2 separate regions of the Homo sapiens genome follow, and region 2 is linked to region 1. A link is an interaction called in ENCODE POLR2A ChIA-PET data of the cell type or tissue named here. Cell type or tissue: GM12878. All regions are shown on one strand.

Region 1 (5,000 bases):
CCCATCACTATCCCCACCCACACCCACTATCACCACACCAAATCTGATGAGGAAAATCAGTAGTGCTTCATCTAGATGGAAAAGGGAGCCAGGCAACAGGGGACAAACCCACTCACTCCTCCAGTCTCCTCACCCCAATCCCCTTCACTGCCCTTTTCCAGGATAAAGCCATGGTGCTACTTTCAGTGCTGCTCAGGACATGGTTTTAATATGAAAAACAAAACCAAAAAAAAGGAGGGAAATGCAGACTACTTCAGTGAAGTACTGTCCAAAAACCACTATGCATAAAGCCATACCCTTTTTACTTTATGTACTGTGGAAGATTAAAAGCTGTTTCTTGTTTTGCTTCCTAGCCCTCAGACTTGTCAAATCCTCACCCCATATATTTAAATTCAGCATCCTAGGCTAAACCATAGTCATGGAAAAGCCCTTTTGGTTTCATTCTTTTCTCAGTGGCTTACTGAGTGGCTATCATAGTACAGGAATTATGCCAGGTGTTGGGGATAAAACAGTGAACAATATAGACATACTCCCTGATCTCACAGGCCTCAACCATCCACAGAAATACTGCCTGCACCCTGCTTCCTATCCGTAAGATAAATGCTTCGCCCTTATCTTATGGATAGGAAGCAGGATGCGGGCAGTACTGTGGGCAGAATTTAAATTGGAAACAGGCAGTTTCCAATTTAAAGTAAGTTGTAGGGGACATGTTTATACAAAACCGTGCGTACTCTGTTTCTGCCCTTTTGACTCCATTAAAATGAACATGCCACAGTCACCAGGTGGTTATCTAGTGATAGGATGCAGCTGTGTATTAAGGACTTGTACCCTGGGTGGTGAGAAGACCCTGATTGGTTTTATTAGTGCATTTCTGTAAGTGACTGGGATAATCATGTTCAGTTCAGCATTTTATGTGAGTTTCTGAAAGCTCTTTAATCAACTCCATAGACAAGATTATAGTGTTGCACAGCAATAGGCATGGGCCATGTCTGCACTGGAGGTAAGTTGCAAGGTACACCCACGGGTGATTTATCACTCTTACAAAGATGATAACTAATGAAGACCGCATCTAGAATGCTCTTACTGGAGATGGTTTACAGAGCATTTTTAATCATCATACTTAGATTTATATTAATATTTCTTTTCAAACTAAATTATTCCAAACTGTGCCCTGAGATACCATTTGGCCTCAAGTTCTTTTCTTTCGTCTGTATTAAGGTGCAAATAAAAAAGACTAGTAGGAAAAGAAGGCCTTATTTATGAAGGTTGTCTATAGCTCTGAGCTTGGTAGCTACATAAAATGAGTAATAACCTAAATAAGTAAAACTAATGAAGATCTAACTAGATTACTTTGCTTAATATTAACATTTTACCCGCCCCCCGCCGTGAAACATTTGGCAGATGTTCTGCAGGACTCATGAGGACATTGGTGGCTACAGCTGCTTCTGGCACTGCCCCCCCAACCCCCCAGTGAGGTGAACTTCTTTACACATCCAGCAAGCTTTAGTTATCTTCTTCTCCCATTTGAGATAACTGTGGCTACAAGAATCTCAGTTAAATCAGATGTTTAAATTAGGTGCCAAAAAATCTTACAGACACTGAACTAATACTTAAATAAAGGAACACTTCAGTTCTCCATAAAATCTGGTGTCATTTTCCAAAGAAACAGAGGATCTTTGTTTCACACCCGTGGTACTGGAATTGCAACAGTGAGGCATTCTAGCTCTCACATGCCAATGCGAGTGGCATTCATTCTTGCTCACTCATTTCTGCTTCTCATTGTCACACTTGGAGGCTCTTTGGGGGTATGTTTCAGTTGATCTGAGAAACTGGGTGTTACCAATTTACTAGAGAGTTTCTTAAAATGTATCTGAAACAAACTATTAATGGGCATTCTGTGGTGGTAAAACCAGGCAACGCCTCCCTACACTATCTGTCCTTTCAGAGCTAAGAATCTGTTATTTTGAATTGTTCACGAAGAGTGATTCTGACTCTGCTTCAGTGCACACTTTACAAACCATTGAGCCTCATCAAAGGAGTGAGTTGAGCTGAGGAATTAGAGTAAAGAATACAGGTATAGTGCCGGGCGTGGTGGCTCACGCCTGTAATCCCAACATTTTGGGAGGACAAGGAGGGTGGATCACCTGAGGTCAGGAGTTCGAGACCAGCCTGACCAACATGGAGAAACCCTGTCTTTACTAAAAATACAAAATTAGCTGGACGTGGTGGCACATGCCTGTGATCACAGCTACTCAGGAGGCTGAGGCAGGAGAATCGCTTGAACCCAGGAGGCGGAGGTTGTGGTGAGCCGAGATCACGTCACTGCACTCCAGCCTGGGCAACAAGAGTGAAATTCCATCTCAAAAAAAAAAAAAGAATAGAGGTATAGGACAGTATCCGAGACTTCAGATGCCATCTCACCTCATTCCCTTATTTTCTTGATGAGGATACCAAAGGAGCCCAGAAGGTTCTTAGGCATTGCCAGGGCAGGAGCTCCTGATCATCCAGTCAGGGGTGTGTGTGTGTGTTTTTATTTGCTTTGTTATGTCACTGTACTGTTTGCCTTTCATGGTTGACTGTTTAAGTTCTTACTCTTTTTTTAAAAAAAAGCTTGAAGTTTCAGAAGTCAAGTCGCATCATATACTTAAATGGTATGGAGGATACATTCATTGTCATTTTATACAAGTGAGCATAGTAGAGACTTGGCATTTCTAAAATCCAAGATAAGATTATTCTGGATAAGCCAAAGTTTTAGTTTAAACAAAATATGTAAAATTTGATTACATATGGACTAAGGTTCATTAAGTGACATTAAAACCAGTATGGTTTAAACTGCTTGATTCCAGCCTTTTATGCATTTTTTATTTTGAAGTTGGCAGTTGGAACCACTCTTCAGAAAGCCCTTCCCCTGTGAATGAATTTGAACTGTTTTTTTTCTTGGAAGATATTATAAGTTAAAAAGAAGCATGAGAATCCAGTAGTACATTCTCAAGTGCTTTTACCAGGATTGATCTACTTAAGTTTTAAGGTACTCAGAATTACAGGAAAAATTCAGCATAGCTGCTTTTTTTTTTTTTTTTTTTTTTTTTTTTTGAGGGGGCAGGGGGATTTGCATCTTTTAAAAGGAAGTAGTCAGTGTTTTCTTTTGATTATGTAACGTCCTACAAACCTTTAATGCATTTGAGAATCAACTTGTTGAATAGATTTGAATTTCATTAAGTTTGGTTATAGCAATCATAAAGGTTTAAAAACCCTTTATGTGCAAAAGATATTAAAAAATGCAGATATGTTACAGAGCTGCTCTTTCTTAAATAGTAATTGTGAGAATTCTTGCCCTTTGTGGGAAAAAATTTTGAATTAAAAAATAAAAGCTCCATGAATGATTAATGACCAAGAAATCTTGTGATATTTTTTAAAACAGCTATGAAAGAATACCATTCACTAGTAAAAGTGCTAGAAAACACAAAAATTGCTCCATTACTTAGAGGTTTTTTTTGTTTTGTTGTTGTTGTTGTTTGTTTTAGATTTTCTGATTCAAAAACCAGCAGACTCGAGCAACGATAGCTTAAATGTGGATGACTTTGGTCTAAATCTTTACTGTTATTTACCTCTTTGATTGTTTCGTTATGTATCAATCTGAGGGAAAAAAGTTCTTGTTAGGATATTAGTAAAATTATGGTTAGTGGTGTCACTTTTTCTATTATTGCCAAGAATGGTTGGTTAGGATTGCTATTCTAAGTATTATTTAACGATGCCTCTCATCTTGAAGTTTCCCCTCCCAAGAGATTCTGAACACTAAATGTGATTCTCTTACATTCTTATTCCAAGGAGGAGAACTAATGTAAGAACTTAAAAATCTTTTGCATGTTTTCTTCATAATGCAAAAGAGCAAATACTAAGAAGGGCTAACTTTCTTGAAAATATGACTGGCTTCCTATAGGACAGCGACCATTATTTGCTGTTGCTAGGAATACAAGAAGTGCTTGAAAATTCAGATCACATTAGCATGTTACAGCATTTGGCATTTTTCATACAAGAGGGTTATCTTGCTAACATTAACTGCTTAAGGACAGAAGGCATAACACAAGATTAGAATAACTGCCCAAAGTTGGAAAATGGAATATTAAACGACCCGTACTGCATCTATGTTCCTTATACTGTGCTGGGACCACAAAAGAAGACTAAGTCAACATCTGCCCTCTAGATCCAGGATCTAGCAAGAAAGACAAAGAAGTAGACCTCTAGCAATCTGATACAGTATGAATGACTTGAGGCATGAATAGTTTCATGGAGCACAAAGAAGTAGGTAGGTAGTGGTCCTGTGTGAAGTTTGCAGTGCAGAAGGAGTTTAGCTTTTATAATCTTACAAGCAGGTGACTTCTGAGCTGGCAGAGAAATGCAGTAGGGGGCTTCCCAGGAAAGGAATCAGCATGAGCAACGGCATGAAAATGCATGGCATGCTCAAGGAATGGCAGTATGGTCTGGTTAATTCCGTTCCTTCTTTCAGCCAACACATATGAAACACCTGTTTGCCAGGTGCGGCATTAGGTACTGGGGCTACAAAGATGAATAGATCCTCTTCTCTGCCTTCAAGAACTAAAAGTCTAGAGTGGGAAACAAGTAAACAGATCAATTATAATTAAACTTGGTGAGTGTGTAACCGAGCTGTGAACACATTGCTCTGGGAATGGAGAAAAGGGAGTGATTTGTTCAATCTGATCTTCGGGAGAGGATTAGAGTAATTACCACAGAAGTCTTCTCAGAGGTGGTAATTCAGGAGCTTGGTTTCAAAGCCTGAGTAAGAGTTGGCCAGGTGAAATAGAGAGAAACAGAGCATTTGAGATCAACTCTAAGAATCTGAATTGTATCTATACATTGATAGTAAATCAACATATTTGTATTCAAGGGATGGTTTGGTTTCATTTCTCAGTATTTGAGGCTCATCATTCTGAACATGACTGATTTTATAGGGCTGTAGAAAATAACTGTGATTACTAGAA
Region 2 (5,000 bases), 330 kb after region 1:
TTTGTCCCTCGGTAGATGCGGGGGATTGGTTCCAGGACCCCCTCTGTATATCAAAATCTGTACGTATTCAAGTCCCGCAGTCGGCCCTGCACATATGAAAAGTTGTTCCCCACCCCCTATATATTAGGTGTTTGAATTCCATGAATACTGTATTTTTGATCTGCATTTGTTTGGAAAAAATCCATGTGTAAGTGGACCCATATGCACTTCAAACCTGTGTAGTTCAAGGGTTAACTTTAGTTATAACTCTTCTACTTTTTCCTGAACTAATTGTCAGAATTCTTTATGATTGATTCTGTTCATGAATTTTACTATTATTATTACTGTAGTAGGTAATAGGTGGTAGTGGCATGACTGATTTGTCTTCTGTTTTGAGATGCACTTGATATAATAAAGAATGAGGTAGTATTTGATTATTTCTATTTAAAATTTGTTTTATTTGGAAATTATTTAAAATTTATAGAAAAGTTGCAGAAATAAATGCATTGCAAACAGCACTCATACCCCTTTCTAGGATCAAACTGTGGTTAACATTTTACCTCATTTGCTTTCTGATGTGTATTTGTATCACCTTACAGCATTCAATTTTCTGAAACATCGGAGGGTGAGGCCCTTGTTTTCTAAGTATGTAGTTTCTAAGATTAGGGATGTTCTTTTACATGAGTATAGTTAAGTTACCAACTTTAGTACATTTAAAAGTTGATACATCATAGATTTTACCTATTCCATTTTTGTCAGTTGACCCAATAATATCATTTGTTGCCATTTTTGTCCTTCAGTACTGGATCCAACTAGGATCAGGTACCTTTTGGATGCAGTCTAGGATCATGTACTGCTTTTAATTGTCATGTCTCTTTAGCCTCTGTTAGTCTGAAACATTTCTACAGCTTTTCTTTTTCTGGCATTGACATTTTTGAAAAATTCACACATAACCCTTCTTTTAAATAGAGTGTTCCTCGTTTTGGGTTTGTCTGATGATTAGATTCTGTTATATATTCTCAGCTGGAATACTACATAGGGGATATTGTGTCCTTCTAATGGTATGGTGTCTGTAGGCACATGATGTTAATCTGAGCATCATTGAGATACTAATTTTAATCACACAAAGTGTTGCCTGATTTCTCCATTGTATAATACTAGTTTTCCCCATCTTGCAGCTAATGATCAGTTTGTGGGGATACACTTTCAGACTGTGAAACTTCTTGCTCTTCATCAAAATTTCCCCCTAGACGAGTATCTTATTACCTTCCTTTTAAGTACTTTGCTAGCAAAAAAAAAATTGTTTGTAATTCTTTTTCTTACTAATGTAAATTGAAATAAAAAATTCTACTTACTACAGAAATACAGAAAGCATAATACTAATTTGAAAAATGAGTATTGGTAATTATAGTGACTTCATATAGGAATTAAAAGTTCTTAGAAGGAAAAATGACTAATTTGGGTATTTAGTTGGTCATATCCTCTCGTTTGCCCAGTGTGTGAATTTTGGAATTAAACAATTGAGTCCTAGTGTGTTTTGTTTTAAAAAGAAAGAAAAGACCACTCTGTTTAGCATGTGAAAAGTAGCTTCTTCTGTACTGTACCAAAGGAAAAAATCTAGTATGAGGCTTTGTCATGCTCCATATTTCATTCTGTCTTCACAAAGTGGCTTGATAACTACACCCTTAAAAAATGATTCTTAGAGGAAAAAAACCATGAGACATTTGTTAAAGTAGGTATTTTTCTATTTGTCTTTTCAAGTTTATTGTATTGTATTGGACCGCTGCTATAGATGGACAGGTCAAGCAAAGAGAAACTTCATTTCCCATGCTGTTGTTAATAGCTTGCTTTCTGCATGTCTTCATTTAAAAGAACAATTGTGAAATCTAACCTAATCCATTTAGTACTACTCTACTTTGAAAGCACTAGAACATATGAAGAGGATTTCACTGTGTTCTTTCCAGTGTCAGATATCACTGTTTACAAGTAGTCAGTGCACAGTACATCTCTGGTATATTAACCTGTTTACAAAGAATAGTTGCACCCGCCCCCTCACCCGTTTCTATTGTCTTAAGATATCTTTTTTTTTTTTTTTTGAGACGGAGTCTTGCTTTATCACCAGACTGGAGTGCAGTGGCGTGATCTTGGCTCGCTGCAACCTCCGCTTCCCGGGTTCAAGCAATTCTCCTGCCTCAGCCTCCCAAGTAGTTGGGATTACAGGCACGCGCCACCACCCCCAGCTAATTTTTGTATTTTTAGTACAGACGGGGTTTCACTATGTTGGCCCAGGTGGTCTTGATTTCTTGACCTCGTGATCCACCCACCTCGGCCTCCCAAAGTGCTGGGAGTACAGGTGTGAGCTGCTGCGCCTGGCTGGTATCTTTCGTTTTTTTTTTTTTTTTTTTGGTAATGCTCTGTGGCCCAGGCTGGAGTGCAGTGGTGCCATCTCAGCTCACTGCAACCTCCGCCTCCTGGGTTCAAGCGATTGCATCAGCTTCCGGAGTAGCTGGGACTACAGGCAAGCCCCACCATGCCTGGCTAATTTTTTATATTTTAGTAGAGGCAGGGTTTCACCATGTTGCCCAGACTGGTCTTGAACTCCTGAGCTCAGGCAATCCACCTGCCTTGGCCTCCCAAAGTGCTGGGATTACAGGTGTGAGCCACCGCGCCCAGCTGTCTTAAGATATCTTTAGTAAAGTGTCCTTTCATTACTGGAGGTTCACCGCCTCATGTCTTCAGTCTTCCTGCTGTTAACTTTGGTTGCTGTCTGTACGTTCTTCACCATTTTCCATTTGTCTCATTTCTGAGATCTCTAGTAGAAAATGTAGGTAAGTGCTGCAAAGTGGAGTGTTGGCACTGATAGAACTTTCTAGGACAAGGTCTGCTTTAGCCTTTGGTATGCTAATGAATTTGGGAAAAGCCACATTTTTCTGCTGTTGTAGCATTCATCTCCTTGCTTACCTGTATTTTAAATGAACGGCCTATGAATAGAACATAAAACCATAAACGTTAGGGCTGGAAGTGACTGGAGATACTCTTCCAATTTCCTTTTTCTAGATAAGGAAGCTGAATCCCAAGGTCACATGACTTGCATCTAGTTAGTAAGTAGCATAATTGTTAATAAGATTCCCTGACTTTGAGAATAATCTTCTTTTCACCATCTTATTTTGCTTCAGATTTATTTTGTTCAACCAAGTTCCAGGTACACTGCCTTGCAACTTTGGCTTATAGGAGGGTAAGCATTATGACAGTGACAGCTCCATCTGCCATCACAGAATCACAGCGAGTGCCACGTGTGATCATGGCATTTAAGAAGGCAGGCATGAAAGCATACAGTAGTCCCTCTTATCCATGGTTTTGCTTTCCAGTTTCAGTTACCTATGATCAACCTCTGAAATAATAATGACTCTAAAGCAGAAGAGTACTGTGCCTAATTTATAAATTAAGCTTTATCATAGGTATGTATGTATTGGGAAAAACATAGTGTACATAGGGTTAGGTTCTATCTGTGATGTCAGGCATCCACTGGGGTTCTTGGAACGTATCCCCCAAGGATAAGGAGGGACTACTTACTTTTATTTTTCTACTCTTTCCCCCCCAAGTCAGATTAACTCATAATTATCCAGATCTTAAGAACAATGTGACTTTAGGCAAGTGACTTAAGCTGACTTTGCCTTGTTTTTCTCATCTGAGAAATGAAGATAATGCTACTCATTTCATTGGGTTGTTATAAGGATTAAACTATGCTGATGAATGTTAAGTGCTTAGTATTACGTGTTTGTTAAATTTGTTAAAATAAGTAGAATGATATACTACTAAGTAGTATTTTCTAAACATCTGTTTCCCAAACCTGTAGTCTTAATTAAGCAGCTTCTTGACAGCTCAGACATAAATTCTCAGGTATCTAGTGCCCAGTTGCCAACTGAGTGGTTATAGTTGTTCAACACAAGCTTTGAAAAGTGATGATTAAGATTGGACACTAGGAAAGAAGTAGAAAATACTTCCAGGTCCATAAAGTAATTATTGCACAAAATTCATGCATCAAAGTTAAGCACTTTATTGGCAGAAGAGTTCCAGCATTTTCCTCCTTCATGGCCTATGTTTTTTTTGAGACATGCTCTCACTCTATTGTCTAGGCTGGAGTACAGTGGCACAATCTTGTCTTAAAGTCATATCGTTCTTAAGATCTCAACCTCCACCTCCCAGGCTCAAGCAATCCTCCCACCTCAGCCTCCCTAGTAGCTGGGACTACAGGTGCATATAACCATGCCTGGCTAATTTTTGTATTTGTAGAGAGAAGGTTTTGCCGTGTCACCCAGGCTAGTCTTGAACTCCTGGGCCGCAGCAACCTGCCTGTCTCAGCCTCCCAAAGTGCTGGAATTACAAGCTTGAGCCACTATGCCTGGCCCTAATAACTCTTAGTTTGTTCAACAAATATTTATTGAATATCTTGCTCTACTCAAGAATTTTGGAGTAAAAACTCAAGGACTTGATTAGCTAATTTTCGGTTTTTGCATGTTAGCAGTAGCAGCTGAGTTACAGGAAAGTTGTTAGGGTTGGCCAAGGTAAAGAAAAGAGATAAATGAACCCCTGAGAAAGCTCGGGGGTACCCCAGTATACTGCAGCCCCCTACATTATTTTATTATGAAGTGCTGTAGTTGATGTTCATAATCATAAAACTTTACCTCCAATAGGGAGGGCCCTTGAGTGTTATCTAATTTAGTTTTCTTGTTTTGCAATAGATAAACTGACCCAGAAACATTGAGAACACATTAAATCATGTTCTATAGGTTGTTTGTGGGAAGTTAGCCAAGTGTATATTGCCTTTTAGAAAGCTTTCCATGCAAGCTAGTTGTAAAGTTTGGTACCTAAAAATTTTAGCTACTATTTTTCCTGCCTCTTCATTATGTAAAACACTTAATGATATGAAATAAATGAGCATTATCTCACGTAGATCTCTCCTCAGAGATTAAAGCCTATCACAATAAATATAATTACAATGAAAATATTTAAGAAAAATA

Evidence for each region. ChIA-PET counts read pairs that join two places held together with the same protein. Peaks named below come from ENCODE experiments on the same cell type or tissue, not always from the same donor. Only the 100,000 strongest peaks of a DNase experiment are listed, where the experiment ranks them.
Region 2: POLR2A ChIA-PET joins it to region 1 with 7 read pairs; 2 of 35 experiments call an interaction of 5 or more read pairs at or near these places.

Annotation. Positions count from the first base shown.
Region 1 is chr3:4,836,966-4,841,965 of GRCh38, forward strand. All of the region lies in intron 61 of ITPR1 (inositol 1,4,5-trisphosphate receptor type 1), which reads left to right. The region is part of intron 2 of LOC124906209 (a long non-coding RNA gene); the gene reads right to left. Among named protein-coding and RNA genes, the nearest start is that of EGOT, 88 kb to the left of the region's middle. In GM12878, no CTCF peak of the experiment used is centred here; a DNase peak (open chromatin) is centred at 1,886.
Region 2 is chr3:5,163,984-5,168,983 of GRCh38, forward strand. All of the region lies in intron 1 of ARL8B (ARF like GTPase 8B), which reads left to right. Among named protein-coding and RNA genes, the nearest start is that of EDEM1, 21 kb to the right of the region's middle. In GM12878, no CTCF peak of the experiment used is centred here; no DNase peak of the experiment used is centred here.